Regions from separate parts of the Homo sapiens genome. Here regions 2, 3 and 4 are each linked to region 1. Evidence: chromatin contacts called from ENCODE Hi-C or POLR2A ChIA-PET data. All regions are on one chromosome and are shown on one strand. Each heading gives the region's core, a stretch centred on a gene start or an enhancer-like site at or near the end of the contact. The rest is flanking DNA. Distances are from core to core; before and after follow the strand shown.

Evidence for each region. A loop is a pair of places that touch in the nucleus more often than their neighbours do. ChIA-PET counts read pairs that join two places held with the same protein, here RNA polymerase II (POLR2A). Pooled maps may share reads with other maps.
Region 2: a map of naive thymus-derived CD4-positive, alpha-beta T cell shows a loop between it and region 1 (9-fold over the local background). The contact joins the promoter of GPATCH11 here to the promoter of FAM98A in region 1. A Hi-C loop is called at or near these places in 1 of 168 maps with a recorded cell type or tissue (naive thymus-derived CD4-positive, alpha-beta T cell) and 8 of 50 pooled maps. POLR2A ChIA-PET finds 5 or more read pairs at or near these places in 1 of 52 experiments (MCF 10A).
Region 3: a loop to region 1 is called in a map of naive thymus-derived CD4-positive, alpha-beta T cell, with 7 times the contacts of the local background. The contact joins the promoter of LBH here to the promoter of FAM98A in region 1. A Hi-C loop is called at or near these places in 1 of 168 maps with a recorded cell type or tissue (naive thymus-derived CD4-positive, alpha-beta T cell), 1 of 37 single-sample maps with no recorded cell type and 9 of 50 pooled maps. POLR2A ChIA-PET finds 5 or more read pairs at or near these places in 2 of 52 experiments (T-cell and activated T-cell).
Region 4: a pooled map of psoas muscle shows a loop between it and region 1 (4-fold over the local background). The contact joins the enhancer-like site here to the promoter of FAM98A in region 1. A Hi-C loop is called at or near these places in 2 of 50 pooled maps.

What each region holds. Positions count from the first base shown.
Region 1 is chr2:33,596,857-33,601,283 of GRCh38, reverse strand. FAM98A (family with sequence similarity 98 member A) reads left to right here and starts at 1,985. Exons shown (of 8, transcript NM_015475.5): 1 at 1,985-2,115. The coding sequence starts at 2,063. It overlaps LOC105374455 (a long non-coding RNA gene), which reads right to left and starts at 1,939. Exons shown (of 3, transcript XR_939942.3): 1 at 446-1,939. RefSeq lists enhancers at 1,472-1,701, 1,842-1,891, 1,922-1,991, 2,542-2,731.
Region 2 is chr2:37,081,893-37,086,319 of GRCh38, reverse strand. It overlaps GPATCH11 (G-patch domain containing 11), which reads right to left and starts at 1,802. Exons shown (of 9, transcript NM_174931.4): 1 at 1,750-1,802. It overlaps HEATR5B (HEAT repeat containing 5B), which reads left to right and starts at 1,948. Exons shown (of 36, transcript NM_019024.3): 1 at 1,948-2,051; 2 at 2,884-3,031. The coding sequence starts at 2,906. RefSeq lists enhancers at 1,711-1,870, 2,341-2,440.
Region 3 is chr2:30,228,862-30,233,288 of GRCh38, reverse strand. LBH (LBH regulator of Wnt signaling pathway) reads right to left here and starts at 1,755. Exons shown (of 3, transcript NM_030915.4): 1 at 1,525-1,755. The coding sequence starts at 1,550. RefSeq lists silencers at 756-815, 826-1,025, 1,416-1,505, 1,706-2,255 and enhancers at 2,059-2,573, 2,574-3,089.
Region 4 is chr2:36,658,222-36,662,648 of GRCh38, reverse strand. No RefSeq gene overlaps it. Among named protein-coding and RNA genes, the nearest start is that of VIT, 36 kb to the left of the region's middle. RefSeq lists an enhancer at 2,369-2,663. Within about 2 kb of position 2,573, at least 2 of the 41 ENCODE cell types and tissues checked have a DNase peak (open chromatin) inside an H3K27ac peak, as active enhancers do.

The DNA.
Region 1 (4,427 bases), core at 736-3,235:
TAAGCTAACGATGTGAATTAGAAAGAGAATACTATTCCTGCAAAAGCTGGATTTTTTTTAAAGAAAGAAAGGGAATACTAATACTTTTAGGGAAGTCATCACTCGTTCATTCACTAATATTGAACACAATATTATATTCAATATTAGTTCAATATTGAACACAGCTTACATCAAAAGTGAGTCAAGAATGAAACCCTTTTTCTTTCAAAATTGATTTTTGTATTAGGCATGACTTTTTGTTTAGCACCTTCAACAACCCTATGAGGAAAATAATTATTCAATTATTATAAGGTAATTATGTACAATATATACAAGTTTAAACAAATTCAACTAGCTAAATTTTCCTCTTTTCACATCCTGCGTATAAATCCTTATTTGACTAGTCAAAAAAGAAGGAATATGGATTTAGATATACCTCAATCTCAAAATCTAGTTTCATACTTACAGGCATTAAGATCGCTGAAGATTATTAAGCCACTCAGCCTTAGTGTCCTCATCTGTAGAATGTGACTAATATTCACACAGCCTTATGGTGACTGCATCATAATGGGCCATATCAAGTGCCCATGGTAAGTGCAGAAAACCTACCCCCACTTCAGATGATGCAAAATAAGGAAACTGAAAAAGGTACTACTGGCCGGGCGCGGTGGCTCACGCCTGTAATCCCAGCACTTTGGGAGGCCAAGGTGGGCGGACCACAAGGTCAGGAGATCGAGACCATCCTGGCTAACATGGTGAAACCCCGTCTCTACTAAAAATACAAAAAATTAGCTGGGTGTGGTGGTGAACGCCTGTGGTCCCAGCTACTTGGGAGGCTGAGGCAGAATAATGGCGTGAACCCGGGAGGCGGAGCTTGCAGTGAGCCGAGATCGCACCACTGCACTCCAGCCTGAGCGACAGAGCAAGACTCCGTCTCATAAAAAAAAAAAAAAAAAAAGAAAGAAAAGAAAAAGGTACTACTAAGGATAGGAACATCTATCCATCAGACACAAAAATGCTTGAGAACTATAGAATAAAATCAACAGGTATCAATATGAAAACTCTTTAATTAAATGCCTACACGATTTAACAGTACGCCAACTTATGGTTAAATATAGTTTTCTAAATATGCCATCACTTTGAAAACATTTCTGATTTTTCAGTAATTTCTAAACACACCCTCAGTAACTGCCAAGATATCACAACACATCCACATCGTGAACTCAATGTTTCACCCGGGCAAATAATGTCAAAAGTAATGACAGTACAGCCAAAAAGTTTATTCACTGTCTAAACTACGTGGATTTAAAAATATTCTATTCTATTTGCTATGGAGTGAAGCTCCCCTTCTCCTTAAAATAACATGCTTAGTGTCTGGGAAGGGCTTTAGACATCAGGTAGAGAATGCATGAGGGAAAACGACCCAACTTTCTGAACATCCATAGTCTGCGGAAAGTTGGCTCATCCCTAACCCTGAAATAAAGCTACTGCAGCCACGAGGAAATCAAATGGCACGCTATCTGCCGTCTGCACTTGGCCCGCACCCGCGTCCTGAAGACGGGAGCGCAAGAATTCTCCCTTTCTACATGACCTGCAAGCTAAGGCTAGCACATGCCGGCACCCTACGAAGAGCCACCCGATCTCCTGTCTGGGATGCAGAGACTCGGTTTAACAGCCGACTCCACCCGCGTCCCGAGACTCTTCCAAGCTCCTTCCCGGCCCGCCGCGCCCCCTACATTCGCACATGCGTACACCCAATAACGAGAGCCGAGAGCGCTCCCCTTCGCGTGGTCCCCACGCCCAGCTGCCACGCAGCCGGTCCTCCTACCCTTCTCTGGGCGGCTAGCTTCACGATCCAGTAACGCGCATGTGCAAAACTGCGGGCCCTGTAATTCTTTAGTGGGCAGGGGTGGGGCGGTCAGTGGGACCAAGTTTCTTGCGCACGCTCCGGACATGCGCAGTGCGGGAGCTGAGGCGCCAGCTGTGGATTTGGAAGTTCCGGGGAAGTCGCGCATGCGCGAGTGTACGCGTTGCCGGCGAAGAGGGGAGCCTGACGACTCGGAAATTTGAATACCACAGTAGCATGGAGTGTGACCTCATGGAGACTGACATCTTGGAGTCGTTGGAAGATCTAGGGTAAGATTGTCAGGGCACGGGTCTCCCAAGCCCCACGCTGCCGGCCCCCTGGGAACACCTCCTGCGCCCCAGTCTGAGACACCTGCCTCTCCACGCCGCACCCCGTGGCTCCTGGCTGTCGCTTCCCTTTGGCCCCGGCACCCCCAATGCCACGTCCACTGTCTGCACTGCTAGCTCGGGGTCCTCCAATCCCAACACCCCTAGGCCTGCCCAGTGCTCCCTGCAGGCGAGCTACCCGCAGCGTTTGTCAGTCATGCGTGTCATTGTCTGGGCTCTGATTTTCGCCACCCCCACTCCCCGAGCTTCTCTCCTCGCTTCATCCTCCTGCCCTACCCCTTAACCCCTCAACTCTAAAGGTTGCCAAAGTTGATTCTGCTTTCCTACTTGTTCTCCAAATTTCCTACTCCCATCTTGAGCCCCTCCTCCTACCCCACCCCACTTCTCTCAAAATTTCTCCTTTGCCCAGTCATCTCTGCATGCACCCAGGCTTCGCTAAGCCACTTGTATGGGCGCTGCATCTGTTCCGCTGGCCAGCTCGCTTGTGCATCTAACCTATCACCACGTCCCTGGGAACCACCAGCAGTTTGCTTTGACTCTGTGATACTCTGCCTCGTTGAGCCCCATTAGACCAGGGTCGTCTTCACCCACGAAGAACCTGCGTATTTGTTTTGCATTGTGTCTCTCCTTCTCCTGATATTTATTCAACCATAATTCATCAGTATCTAGAAGCTGGAAATAGGGTTTGTTATCTCACTGGGTCACCCAGATCAGTGTACTCTATTAAACTTGAGAACGTGGACCCTCTTGGGCTAAATGTGGTTCCAGAAACAAATTGTATGGTTAGATACTTACCTACAGGTACGGTATCAAAACAAAGTACAGATTTAGCTAGCTGTATTTCTAAGTAACAAGTTCTTTATCAAAATTTTCTCTTAGGTTTTTCCATGACAAGGAAACCTTTGAGAGAAACCTTTCTTTAGGAAAAAACACCTTGAGGATTCCCAAAGTCTGCCTATTTGAATAATTTACTACCCTAGTAGAAATTTTTAGGAACGAAGTAGTCTTGCTTATCATCTGTCTTTGTCACAGTGAAATACTATTGTTCTTTTCTTGGAAACTTGCTCTGAATTTTTATAAATATTCCAGACTTTAGGGGGCTTCTTTCTTTCATTAGGGCATATGTTAAAGTCATTCAGCAAAATAGTCTCTTTAGTTGACATCTCAGACTGAATCGCTTGTTCACACATGAAACCATTCATTCATTAGGACTTTTTTAGGAACAGTTTCTTTGTGGCAGTGTTAGGCCCTTAGAGTACAAGGTGAGGTGGAAGAGGGGTTCACAGGATACTGGGAAAATATGCTGTGAGGAGCCCTGAGGAGGGTCCCTTTACTGGGAAAGGAAATGAAATCCTAGAAGCTTCTTTCTGGAATAAATGACACTATAGTACTGTAGTGGAATGAGTGGAATGAAAGGAAGGGGGTAGACCTTATTAAATGTAGTCTTTCTGCATGGATAGTGGTCACTTAAGAATTGGCCACGGATGCTGTTTCTTCCCATTATTGTCTTTTTTTTTCCCCCTCCTTTTTTTAACTTTTTATTCTTTTGGGTACTGTACAAGTAATTGTTACTGTAGTAATTGTAATCACATAACTACTTGACATAGAGTGTAATGTAAACCATGGATTTTCTGAAAACTGTTATAAATTTTAACCTTAACTACTTAGTTTGGTGGCATTCAAATATTAAAAGTCAGCCTTAATTAACTGAAATGTACTTTTAAAGGATTAACTGAGAAATATTAGAATTAAATGACTACCTTTTCTATTTATTTATTTATTAAGAGATGAGGTCTTGCTCTGGTGACCAGGCTGGTCTCGAACTCCTAGCCTCAAGCGATCCTCCCACTTCAGGCTCCGGAGTAGCTGGGACTACAGGTGTATGCCACTGATCCTGGCAAATAGTCATCTTTTATCTCTTACCTGGCACACAGTAGGAATTCAGTAACTACTTGTTGAATAAACTAATGAAGTCTAAATGTGAAACTCAAGGAGAAACTTCTAGGCCTAGTCTTTTGATTTCAGTGTCTAATAATACATAGTTTATAAATCTAGATGCCAGACTACATGTGATCTCATTTTTTTATGTATGATTTGTTTTCATTTTGTTGCATATACTGTATAAACCTATAATCATATTTTAAAGGGTTTGAGAACTGTCATTTCTCTAACATACCTGTAGTTCTCAACATTATATTATCTTTTTTTTTTTTTTTTTTTGATACGGAGTCTTGCTCTGTCGCCCAGGCTGGAGT
Region 2 (4,427 bases), core at 553-3,052, 3.5 Mb before region 1:
ACAAGTCATTTTTAAACACTTTTTAAATACGTACAGAAAACACATAAAACAAATGTACAGCTTAATACATTTCTGTGAGTCAAACATTCTTGTAACCATGTGGTACCCTCCAAAATGACTCCCAGTCATTCTTGCTGTGTGGTTTTCTACATCCTTAGTGTAGTCTCCTTCCACAGTGAACAGGATTAACCTGTGTAACCAACAGGATTTTGTGGAGATGATGGAGTTGATTTTTTGGTCATAACTGCAGCTCTTAGGTCATTCTAACTTTGAAGTTAGATGACTCACTTGAAGGAAGTCAGTGGTCACATAATAAGGATACTCAAGAAGCTCTATGGAGAAGGTCACACGATTGGAACTGAGTCCTCCTATTAAAAGCCAGCACAAACTCATGAGCCACAGGAGTGAGCTACCTTGGAAATGGATTCTCTTGCTCCAGTCAGGCCTTCAAATGACTCAGCCTGGGCTGGCATCTTCACTGCAACTTCTTAAGAAAGTCCATGCTAAACTAAGCTAAGCTGCTAACAAATTCCTGACCCATAGAAACTGTGAGATAACAAATGATTACAGTTATCTTAAGCTGCTACATTTGGGGATAATTTGTTATGTAGCAAAAGTTATCAGGAAGTAGAACCTTATCAGGCACCTGGGAGCCCTCTTTGTCCCCTATCCAGTTGCAACTCTCTTTTGGTTCTAAGAATAGTCACTATTCTGTTTTTTATGGCAATCATTTCCTTCATTTTCTCGATAGTTTTGTCATCCACGTGTGCATCTTTAAACATTACAGTTTAGTTTACCTATTTTTATTATAAGTTAAAAACGTGCACTATTATATACAGCATTTATGGTAATTCACCCGCTTCCTCTAAACCTCAGATTCTTCATTGGTAATAACAGCATTTTTACACATAATGGTTTAACACTTACCCAGTATATCACACATTTTTATCACATTTAACCACCACTAACAACTCTACAAGGTAGGAAGAGTTTTTCCTGTTGGAGAAATTAAGGTTCAGTATGGCTAAATGACTATTTCAAAACCACAAAGAATCCGGGTCATAGTGCCTTGCAAATAGGATTACATTGTTTTTAAGAGACCTACTTAACTTTAAAGTGCCAGGCACATCTGAATGGGGTTACAGGTTGCTTTTAAAGCTCTCTTTCTATTGGTAAAATATACTTTAGCATTATCCATTTCCATCAAAGATAAGCATAAACTTCACAAGGCGATACCCTGGCAGAGATGATGGAGGCTCGTACCAGAGTGATAGCAATGCAAGTGGTCGCATTTGGGGTACACTTGAAGGTAGAGCTTACAGGATTTGCTGATGTTGTAGGTAGTACGTAAAGAACGATGTCAAGATAACGCTAAGTTTTTGGCCTGAATACATGGAAGAACGGAGTTAACGTTTTTTGAGAGTGGGAAGACTGTAGGAGTAGGTTTGTTTTTGTTTTTTTAGGGGGCGTAGTCGGGAAACAGACATATTGAGAGTCCCATTACATATACAAGTGGAGAAATGGACCTACAGTATAAATGTGACAAGAAACGTCCCACTCTCAATACTACGCTCAGGAACCGCTGATCCCTTCCCTCACGCGTTCCTCCTGGCTGCAAGCGTCCCACAGACGCAACCACCCACGGATGGAAAAGTGGCTGACGGTGTGATACGGTAGTCATGGCCAGCGCACTCTGCCTTTTATCATTCTACCGGTTGTCCCCAGACCCTTACCTGACAGCTCTCTTACCTGACAGCTCTCTGCTCGCCCCGGTTCAGCGCCGTAGAGCGCGCGCTGCGCATGCGCCCACCGACCAGCGTCGGACTTCCGGACCTCGGCTCCCACCAGTTTCCTAGTGCAGACTCTATTGGAAATTCGCGGCGGGTGGGGATAGGAGGACGTGGTGACTGCGCTTGCGCAAGACCAGCCCTCCGCGCAAGCGCTCTTCCCTTGTTTCCTGCAGGTAGGAGTGCGGGAGGTGGGGCATCCGGGTCTCTTGGTGGCTGCTTCTACCCCCGGAGCTCAGCTGATCTTCCCTTCCAGACTACGAGGTGAGGTCGCCGAAGCATGCATGTTGACACGCACGGACTCCTGTCCGACGTACATTTTCAGACGGGTGGGGAAGACATTTGAGTTCGTAATGAACATTTTCCCTTTTCTGGCTCCGTGCTTAGTTCCGAGCTGCCGCCTCGTGCTATTGACAGCCTGCGGAACCCCACGGAGGCTTGCGGCGGCCTCTTGGTGTTTCCCCGGGTCCGCCGCTTGCGGTTCTTGGAGTAGCCAGGTGAAGCCAGACCCCGAGCGCGCGAGGCTTCTCGGGTGCATTCCGGACCGCCTGGTGTTGTCACTGACGCTTCGGCCGCCGGGCCTGGCCGCCCCACCCATCCGCGTAGGAAGAGTCTTGGAGACCTGCAGTTCGGGATGTCTGTGCTGGGTGTTTTGACCTCAGTCCCTCTGGCCAGGTGCAGCGCGGGAGGGTAAAGGTGCTATGTACCGAACCCTGGACGAGAAAAAGAGGAGGATGGTTGTCAAGCCCGGCTGGGGTGTTTGATCTTAGTGCTTCAGTTTTTTCATTTATAGAACGGGTAAATGACATATGTGTTGCTGGACATATTTCTTCTGGAATAATGCCTTTTTTGGCAATAATTTCTTTTAATTTTCTTTTCACTCCATGAGTCACTCTTCCTTACCAAGTAGTTTTCTTCTGTTTTTGTTTGTATTTTTGTCATTTAAAAGTATGTTCTCAGGTTTTGCCTCAAAGAAGTTGAGTTTTTCCCCAAATGAAATGAGTAGTCCTACTTTTCTTAGTGAGTATATTCCATTAAGCTTGACTTTTAACATTAAAAAATACTTACAAGTATTTTTTACTCTGTTAAATTTAAGGTGTGAATTTCAAACTTCCGTAATGGAGTTAGCCCACAGTTTATTGCTAAATGAAGAAGCTTTGGCTCAAATCACCGAAGCAAAAAGACCAGTTTTCATCTTTGAATGGTTGCGATTTCTTGATAAAGTCTTGGTTGCTGCCAACAAGGTATGGTATTGCTCTTTTTTCCCAGTTGCATTAACGTGAAGAGATTATGTGGTCATGATTCTTAAGAAAACACATGTTATGTTTTGGAAGGTTTATGGGTCACTTATGGAACTTGAGAGTATTACACGAATGGGAAATTTAGTGGCAAAACTCAAACCTCGTTTAAATCCAGCTCATTGCCTATCTTCTTTATGTTTGTACCTGGGCAGCTCATTGTAACTGGAGAAAAACATGGCTATATGACTGGTGTCACTTTAAATTTATCATCGTCACCCGTTGCAAGTGATCTCTCTATGCTGCCTAACAATCCCAGTGTCTTCACTTATCTCTTTGAGGAGTCAATAATAGGCTCTTTTTTTTTTTTAATCTGTTTTTTCTTCCTGCATAGCCTTGATTTGCCGAGACCAGCTCGTTTGGGGAGACCCTAACCTAGCGGCGCTAGAGGAATTAAAGACACACACAGAAATATAGAGGTGTAAAGTGGGAAATCAGGGGTCTCACAGGCTTCAGAGCTGAGACCCCGGAACAGAGATTTACTCAAGTGTCTATTAACAGCAAGCCAGCCATTAACATTGTTTCTACAGATATTCGATTAGCTAAAAGTATCCCTTATGGGAAACGAAGGGGTATGCTGAAACAAAGGGGTGGGTCTGGCTAGTTCTGTGCAGCAGGAACATGCCCTTAAGGCGCAGATCGCTCATGGTATTGTTTGTGGTTTAAGAGCGCCTTTAAGCGGTTTTCAGGCCAGGTGTTCCTTGCCCTCATTCGGGTTTCGTTATGGCCATCATGAACATGTCACAGTGCTGCAGAGATTTTATTTATGGCCAGTTTTGGAGCCAGTTCCCAACATTGATTCAACTTACTTTTTATTGTCTGTGTATTTTATATTCTGTCTTTAAAAGTAGATATGGCCCGGCATGGTGGTTCACGCCTGTAATCCCAGCACGTTGGGAAGCTGAGGTGGGTGGATCACCTGAGGTCAGGAGTTCCAGACTAGCCTGGCCAACATGGTGAAACCCCGTTTCTACTAAACACTGCTAAAAGTACGAAAATTAGCCAGGCGTGGTCGTGGGCGCCTGTAATCCCAGCTACTGGGGAGGCTGAGGCAGGAGAATCGCTTGAGCCGGAAAGGCAGAGGTTGCAAGGAGCCGAGATCGCACTAATGCACTCCAGCCCGGGGGACAAGAGTGAAACTCCATCTGAAAAAAAAAAAAAAAAAAAAAAAAAAAAAAAAAAGTAGATACTTCCCTCAAATGTCTGATGATCTTTGGCTGCCTGATCAAATTTAAAAGTGAGTAGTAAAAACTTTTCTCAGCAGGGCCAGTCTTTTAAACTGGACTTCACTGTAGGCTAGTTTGGTCCCTGACCTTAGTATTTTAGGTTTCTGTAGGCTAGT
Region 3 (4,427 bases), core at 506-3,005, 3.4 Mb after region 1:
TTTGTCTGTTACTCTGATGCTAATAGTGCATACCTCACAGTTAGGTTAAGGGCTAATGTCTGCATAAAAGCATTGCAAGCTGCAAAGTGCTAATCGATGAAATAAACTTAAACCTTAATTTCTCATAATATTCTTAATGGGTCCAAACACCCACCTTGGCAAATTTTGAGCAGCCAAAGGCACAAAGCCTCCAACAGCCTTCAAAGCTTCACCTATAATAAGGCACCTAGCTGCTCACACACCACGGGAGAGGCAAGGGAGGGGCACCCACAAGAAGGGTACACAAGCCTCGGGGTGGGGGAACTTGAACTGTTGAGAGAGGGAAGTTCAGTCCCCTCTCTAAACACTGCCAGGCTGGGACGGATGGGGGCAGGGAGACTAACAGAAGATGCGGGGCTTTGCGGCAAGTTTAGGTTCGGGAGCTGGGCCCTGCAAAGGCAGTTTCCTCCCGGGTCTTGGAAAGGCTGCTGGCGACCTCCAAAGAAAGGAGCCAGAAGAGCGCACGCAGGGTGAAGAGTCTGACGTAGGGGCGGCTCTTCCTCGCTCGGGGCTGTGGCGCCGGCCCGAAAAGTTGAAGCGAGAAGCATGAACTTTCCGCTTCTTGGGCCAGGCCGGACCCCGCCGCGGCTTGCGCCGGTTTTCCCTTCGCTCAGCGCCTGCCGGAGACTCGGGGCCGAGCTCCCCACGTCCGCACCTGAGAGCGCGCTCCGGGGCTGCCGGCGCTCGCCCCCGGCCGCTTCTCCTCTAACCCAGAGCAGGAAGGAAGAAACTGCCAGCAAGGAAGTCCCAGCAGTCAGGGGCCTGCCTCTCTCTGCATCCCTCCCGGCTCCGATCCCCAGTCCGGGGCAAACCTCCGACGCCCCGCGCCCGGCCCGGGCTCCTTCCCCTTCAGCACGGCGAAGGCGGCTCCTCCCAGTCCCGGCCCCCACCAATGTGCGTCGGTTTTTAGGGGCGGTGGAGAGGGCAGGGGTTGAGAGGCTGCAGCGCGTGCCCTGCTGCTTGTGGCTTTAGTGGGGTTACGTGTGGGGAGAGCGTTTCCCGCCCCCCACCCCCCCGGAGCTCTGCAAACCCTGCGGCCGCACCAGCTCAGCCCCGCTGCTGCCGGCCTCGACGTTGAGACTTGCATGCAAACAAAAAGAAAAAGAGGAGGGGCCCGGGAAGAGCAGGAGCCCCCCTGCGCCAAGTGGGGCGCGCGCCTCCTGCAGCTCTCCGCATAGGGTGGTTTCATTGGGGGGGATTCACACGTGACCCCTGGCTCCCCCGCCAACCAATACAAACCCTCCGGCCGTCACTTAGGTGAGGGCTCCGAGTTCACGTCCTTTGTCTGGATGTTCTCAGCACCCCCTCCCCCCACCCCCACCTTTGCAACCTTGACGTTGACTCCTGCACGGGCTCGGGCGGCGGGTTAGCGCTGAGCGCCCGCGCCGCCGGCTGCCCTCGCACCCGGAGCCGGCACGAAGCAGGCGCCCGGGCCCGCAGCCACCGCCGCGAGACAGACGCCCGCCGCAGGCGCAGGGTACTCACCAGTGAATGGGGAAATATATAGACATGAAGTCCTAGGGCAGGCTGACACACGCCCCTGTGATTTAAAAACGGTCCCTGCGTCCCGAGTGAGGATGACACGGGCGCAGACGGGCACGGCAGGCGGCCGAGTGCGGACACCGGGCGCTCGCCGTCCGCCTTCCCAGGACAGCCCCACGGCTAGCGACGTCGGCAAGGTGGACACAACTCCCCGCTCTCCACTGAGCACTCAGCCCCACAAAGAGCCCGGGAAGCCGTATTTATAGGGGCGGGGGCGGGGCTTGGCCCCGAGAGGCCCCGCCCTCCCTCGCCCACTCCTGGAATAACGTCACCAAAATCATGAATGGCTTCAGCGCTCGCAGCTCCGGCGGGCGGCGGCTCGGGGGCGCGCTCGGCTCTGCTCCCGGGGCCGTGGTTCGCTGCGGCTGCGAGCCCGGCCCCCTCCCGCCGCTCTCCCACGCGCACACGCGCTCACTCGCACCGGCCCGGACTCCGCGTCCGCGCCGCTTCCCGCTCACAGCCCCCTCCACGCACACCCCGAACTCCAGCGCGGCGGAGGTGGGCGCAAGGAGGGCGCGGGGGCCGCTCGGGACATGACAGCTCGGCGGCTGCTCTGCGCCGGGGTAGGGCACCCGCCACTCCTCCACCCCAGCCGCCCGGCGCCAGCGCCCTCCTTCCCATCCACTGGCTGTCCCCAGCCCACCTCGGACCCCTCTGAAGCGTTTGTTCCCCATACTAGGCCTCTCTCTGGAATCCTCGCCCGCAGCCTTGCGATCAGCGAGGGGAAACAAGAGCATGGTTAAAGAAGAAGCGGTGGGAAGGTGGCAGAGACGCGGAGCCGGGGGACCGAGTGCCCACGGGGCGCGTTGGCTTGCGAAGGGCTGGTCTGCAGCCCTGAGTTCCGTGGAAGGTTTTATTTGTGGGAGCAAGGATGTGGTGTCGTCCTGGGTAGGATTTTTCCATTGGAGACACACATACGCCCGGTCTGCAGCGGGGGCAGAAGGTGTGGGCGGGCGGTGTGCACGCCGCCCCCCATCCTTGACTCCCACGTCTTCTCCGAGGAGTCGCTCATGACAGCAGAAACAAAGAGCTTTAGCCGAACGCCTCCCACACTGCCCAGGAATTGCAGCTCTGGGCGTCTGTCCAGGCAGTCAAAGCTGCGCAGCCCCCCAGAGCCACATGATGGGAGTCTCACTCGGGACCCAGCGCTGCCGCTCTGTGGCCTCCGCTTCAATCACGCCTGTAAAATGGCTTTAGAACCCTCACCTACCTGTGTATAGGGGCTGAGGAAAGGGGGCGCGGGGAGATCAAAAACTAAGCAAAATTAAATTGGCTTTGAAGTGAATCAGCTTTTTAAAAGAAAGGCAGTGAGTGTATTGAATCCGTATATATGTACTTGAAAGTGGAAACGCATAGCTTATCTCAGGCAAAAGGATGACAGAATTAATGGCGAAGGTTCGACAGGGGTAGGACCCTGAAGGAAGCCGTGAGAGAAGACCCTCATAATTTTCATCAGTCCCCGCAAAACCAGCCCAAACAAAAATTATAAGAATTGATGAGAATAATTTATTTAAAAATAACTGGGCTATTTTCAATCACTTATATGCTTATATGTACAACCTGAGTTAAAATAGTGTGCTTCCTATGAAAACACAGCTTCATGACAAGCCCCTGGCTGCCCCCTCCAACCAGAGAAATTCCCCCACCTCCCAAGCTAAACGCATTCTCTTCCTCTGGGGGTGTTGCCTGATGGAGGGGCTAAACGGGAGATGCTGCAGGGATGGGGTTATTGTTGATGTCCTGCACAGAGGGTGGGGAAGCTTCTCAGTGTCACTAGCCAGGTGTGGCACATTGTCATCTAGGCAGCCACAGGAGACGCCAATGCTTGGAGAGCTAGTTTCCAGGCTGAGACTTCCAGGCACTCAGAGGAAAATGTCTGGGCTAGACCCCGGGTGGGCAGGATGAAGCCTTCTGCCACTTCTTCCCAGTAGCAATCTCTGGTGAGGCTGGGATCAAAGACTGTTGCGCCACTTTTACACATAACAGACACACTTTATGTGTTTGTGATTATTGCCATGTGAAGCTTTCAAAACTCAGAAAGCTATTTCCCTCCCTCCCCATTTTCCCAAATATCTAAATGTCAAAATGGCCTCATTTTGGAGAAGAGGGTGGGGAGTAAGGCCTCCACCAGCTGTTATCTGGCCTCTGGAAAAATCCTCTACATTGGAGTGCATTGAGGGAATTACCTGAGGCCTACTCTTTGGGAAACTTATTAATGCCCATTTTAGCTAAAGTTCATCTCTGTCAGTAAGTTAAAATAGAAATAAGCCTGGGGTTGTGATCCCCAGTCTGCATTTTCTGTTTCTCCTCTGGAATCACAGTGACACATCCATTCATTTGAAAATATGGGAGGTGGCTGGGTGCGGTGGCTCACGCCTGGTAATCCCAGCACTTTGGGAGGCTGAGGCAGGTGGATCACCTGAGGTCAGGAGCTCAAGACCAATCTGACCAACACGGTGAAACCCCGTCTCTACTAAAAATACAAAAATTAGCTGGGCGTGGTAGTGGGTGCCTATAATCCCAGCTACTTGGGAGTCTGAGGCAGGAGAATCGCTTGAACCTGGGAGGCAGAGGTTGCAGTAGGCCGAAATTGTGCACTCCAGCCTGGGCAACAAAAGTGTGACTCCGTCTCAAAAAAATAAAATAAAATAAAATAAAATAAATAAAATAAAATATGGGAGGCGTGGGGCTAAGCTTTGATGCAACCATAACTAGCATGCCATTTCTCAGTTATACTAGTCTATATGATGCCTTGCAGGTTTTTTTTTTTTTTTTGAAGCATTTCATTGTCTTGGCTTTCAAAAGAATGTGATAAGGTTAACATAGCACAACTTATGGTCCTCAGT
Region 4 (4,427 bases), core at 1,324-3,823, 3.1 Mb before region 1:
GTTTCTCTTAAAAAAACAAAGAGGAGGGTATTTTATCAAGGCAAAATAGGTTCTCTTGCTAAGACTAATCTTTCTTCTTTTACTTTTTTGATAGTTACATAAAAGAAAATGTACAGATTCAAATACACTATGCAGCTTAATGAGGTTTTGTTTATGTATATACTCATGCAACTACTATCCTGATCAAGATATAACATATTTACAGCATTCCAAATAATCCTTTCTGCTGCTTACTAGTCAATACCCCACCAATGGGAATCATACTGAGCTCTATCTCCATAGTTTTGCCTGTTTTTGAACTTTACAAATGGAATCATATAGTATGTATTGTTGGCCCTTTGTATCCATGGGTTACACATCCATGGATTCAGTCAACCATGGGCTAAAAATATTTGAAAAAAAAATTGCATCAGTACTAAACATGTACAGACTTTTTCCCTTGTCATTATTCACTAAAAAAGACAGTCTAATAACTATTTACATAATGTTTATATTGTATTAAGTATTATAAGTAATCTAGAGCTGATTTAAAGTGTACTGAGAGGGTGTGGATATGCAAACACTATGCCATTTCATATGAGGGACTTGAGCATCCTCGGATTTTAGTATCGGGGCAGTCCTGGAACGAATCACCAATCATGCCCAGGTACCAAGGGATCATTGTATTCTTTTGTATCCGGCTTCTTTTACTAAAAAAAAAAATTTTTTTTTTTTGAGACAAGGTCCCACTCTGTCACTCAGACTGGAGTGCAGTGGTGCAATCACGGCTGACTGCAGCCTCGACCACCCAGGCTCAGGTGCTCCTCCCACCTCAGGCTCCCAAGCGTCTGAAACTAGAGGCATGTGTCACCACGCCCAGCTAATTTTTGTGTGTATTTTTTGTAGAGACAAGGTCTCGCCTTGTTGCCCAGGCTAGTCTCAAACTCCTGGGCTTAAGCAATCCACCCACCTTGGCCTCCCAAAGTGCTGGGATTACAGGTGCGTGCCACTGCATCTGGCCTGGCCTACTCAATGTTATGTATATAAAATTCATCAAAGTTGTCACATATAGCAGTTCTTTTTTTTTTCACTGCTGTTTGGTACTCCATTATGTAAATATACTTCAATTTATTTATCTGTTGTAATGTCTCTGGACTTTGGTAGTCTTCAGTTTTGGGCTATTGTGAGTAAAGCTCTGTGAACATTCTTATACATGTCTTTAGGTGGATATAAGTACTGATTTATGTTGAACGTATACCTAAAGGTTGAATTGCTGCATGAGAGGTTCTGTGTATATTGACTAACTTTTGCATAAAACAAAGAATAAGTTAGTGCCAGGAAGATGATAGTGTTAGATGATTGATTTGATTTGATAACATTTAATTAAATTACTTGAAATTGTTTGCTTGGTTATTATTTTGCTCTTTATAAAAGATGGTGAAAAAATATACCTCACTCATTAAGATGGCCACTGTTTTAAAAAACACAGAAAATAACAAGTGTTGGCAAGGATATGGGAAAATTGGAACCCTATGCATTGCTTGTGCAAATATAAAATGGTGCAGCAGCTATGGAAAATAGTATGGAGGTTCCTCAAAAATTCCAAATAGAATTATCACATGATCTAGCAATCCCACTTCTGGGTATATATCCAAAAGAATTGAAAACAGTATCTCAAAGATTGATTTGCATACTCATGTTCATTGCAGTGTTATTAACAATAGCCAGGAGGTGGAAGCCACCTAAATGTCCATCAACAGATGGATGGATAAATGAAATGTGGTCTATACATACAATGGAATATTATTCAGCTTTAAAAAAGGAGCAAATCCTGCCATGTGCTACAACGTGGATGAACCTTGAGGATGTTTTGCTAAGTGACATAAGCCAGTCACAAAAAGACAAACGCTGCATGATTCCATTTATATGAGGAATCTAAAGTAGTCAAACTCTTAGAAAGTAGAATAGTGGTTAGCAGGGGTTAGGGGGAGGGGAAAAAGAAAAGTTACTGTTTAATGGCTATAGAGTTTCAGATATGCAATACGAAAATTTCTGGAGATTCTTTGCACAACAATGTGCACCGTATAATACACTGAAAAATGGTTAAGGTGGTTTAAAAAAGATATTTTAAAAACAACAACAACACCCCATAGCTTTGATTGAAAAATATTCCTGTCATACTTTAGGTAAACAAGCCTTAAAGAAATGAGATGCAGACTGGTGTCTACTCGAGGTACATGTTTCAGAAGCTTTTGTGGAACATCAATGTACTTGCTCATGAAGGCTTTTCTATTCCCTTGTTACCACATGAATGATTTGGGGGAAAATAAGATCCTTGAAGTTGAGTATATTTATATAATTAATTGAAGAAAAGGGTACTGGAAACCATAACCACAGGAGGAATGTACAAGACAGTTATTTTCTAGCTCTTTCTGATTAAATAAAGCTATTTTTGTACTTCTGATCTTTGCATGAAACAAAAAAACCCTGAAGTCATGGTGACTCATAAATAACCTTGATGAAGCATTCAGTCCATGACCTAGCAGGTTGCAGATTGTCAATAGATGTGATTGAGTGCAAAGACCTCTTGACAACAGGAGTGCTGGTGCTAAAGGCCATCTCCTACAGAACAAATGTTACCTCACCAGAGGAACAACTGCCTGAAAATCCTGGTGTGGGCACCAGAACTTGATGAGCAAAGCTGAGGCTTTAGCAAGACATCATACCTTTCCCAAAATGGTCATGAACTTAGTTAAGCTGGAGAGCTCTGTAGACATGTGATTCTGTTGATGAATGGCAGGCTTTCCAGCCAAGAATATTATTGGCTCTTAGTTGTCCTAAATTCAGCTTTCTGACTTGACCTTACTTGAAAATAGAATGGGTCAGTCATATGCTCACAGTCGCCATTTATTGTTATGGAATTTGTGAATTAGTTCTTACCTCTGTTGAGGCATACTTTTGGGTTTGTCCTAGGCAGTCTTTGACCTTGGGCCATATGCTGTCTGCCCTACCCTTGCCATAGGCCCCAGGATCTAATTTCAGAATAAAAGTTGGAAAGCTGCCGCCATTCTGCAACTTCCTAAATAGGCCCAGATAATAATACTGTAATAGCTAAACTAAAAAGTATTATTTTTCTCATTAGTCTCTAGTTTTCAATAAAGCAGATACTCTAAGTTTTCATATTATACATTTTCCATGGGACTAAATACAATTATTTAGATTTACAATTATTTAAAAATAGAATATAAATAATTTTTTCCCTGAATCTAATCTTTTCTTCTTTTTTCCCCTCTCTCCCTCCCTCCCTCCCTTTCTGTCCTCCCCTCCTCCCCATTGCATCTCTATACCAGCTGAGCTAATTTGAAATAGAAGCCATGAATTTGGACTCTGCAGTTAGACAATACCAGCGCAGTTCTCACTAGCTGTGTAACTTTGGGAAACTCTTACTCCCTCAATGTATCTGTTTCTCCTCTTATAAGAGAAAGATGGTAATATTACATCTCTTAGAGTTGCTATGATGATCACGTGAGATGCTTTGTGCCTGGCTATAGTAAACACTCGACAAATGTTAGCTAATCTATATTATTAACATGTTGTCATAATCACATGAGCAACGTCGAGAACATTGACTTGGAGAAAGAAAAAAAAGCTCATACGAGCAACCAAATTGCCACAGATGATGGCTACAGGGGTTTAAAAACTTTGCAAATTAAAGACACAGGAAAAAAAGTGAGAAGTAGGAAAAATATATTTTTAGTCAATGAAAGAAGAATAAAAATGTTGCGTTAAATGAATAAAAATTAGTTCCGGTCATACACCACAACAAGGAAATTTTCCTGTGAGTAGCATTTATATTGGTGAAACTGGTTTAGGAGATGACCTTTCTTTGAATTGTACAGGACGTCAGAAAAAATTTTAAGCTTAAAGATCACCTGATCCAACTCAGTCATTTCACAGGTGAAGAGATAGGTTTCAGGAGATTAAGCAACTTGCCTAAGGTTACACGTCTGGTGGCAGAGCTCAATCAGAACAGTAGATCTCCTGATTGGAGCCCAGGGGGTCATTCTACAGGAGCACACAGCTTTTGAAATGTGACAAGATCAAAAAGCCCAGAGAACTTTCATGCAGGAATGAGAACAATTTTGCATTCACATCAGAGGTCATTTTTCATACCTGGAATTCAAAGCATCTGAAAACAGATATCATTATTCCTGTTGAACAAATGGAAAAATCTGGAAAAAGATAAGCTCTAAGCTGACTGGCTTTGTTGTCCAACTTCAGGCTCCATAAATACACTCATCATGCCCATGCAAGCTGGTATGTCAACCTGCTGCAGGTGCCTGCTCTGATTCTGGCACACTTCATAGGTTGCTTTCCATTGCCTACTTCTGTATTTCTTGGTCATTGTCAGTTCCTTGTCAAATATAGATCTTACAAAGGACAAGTAT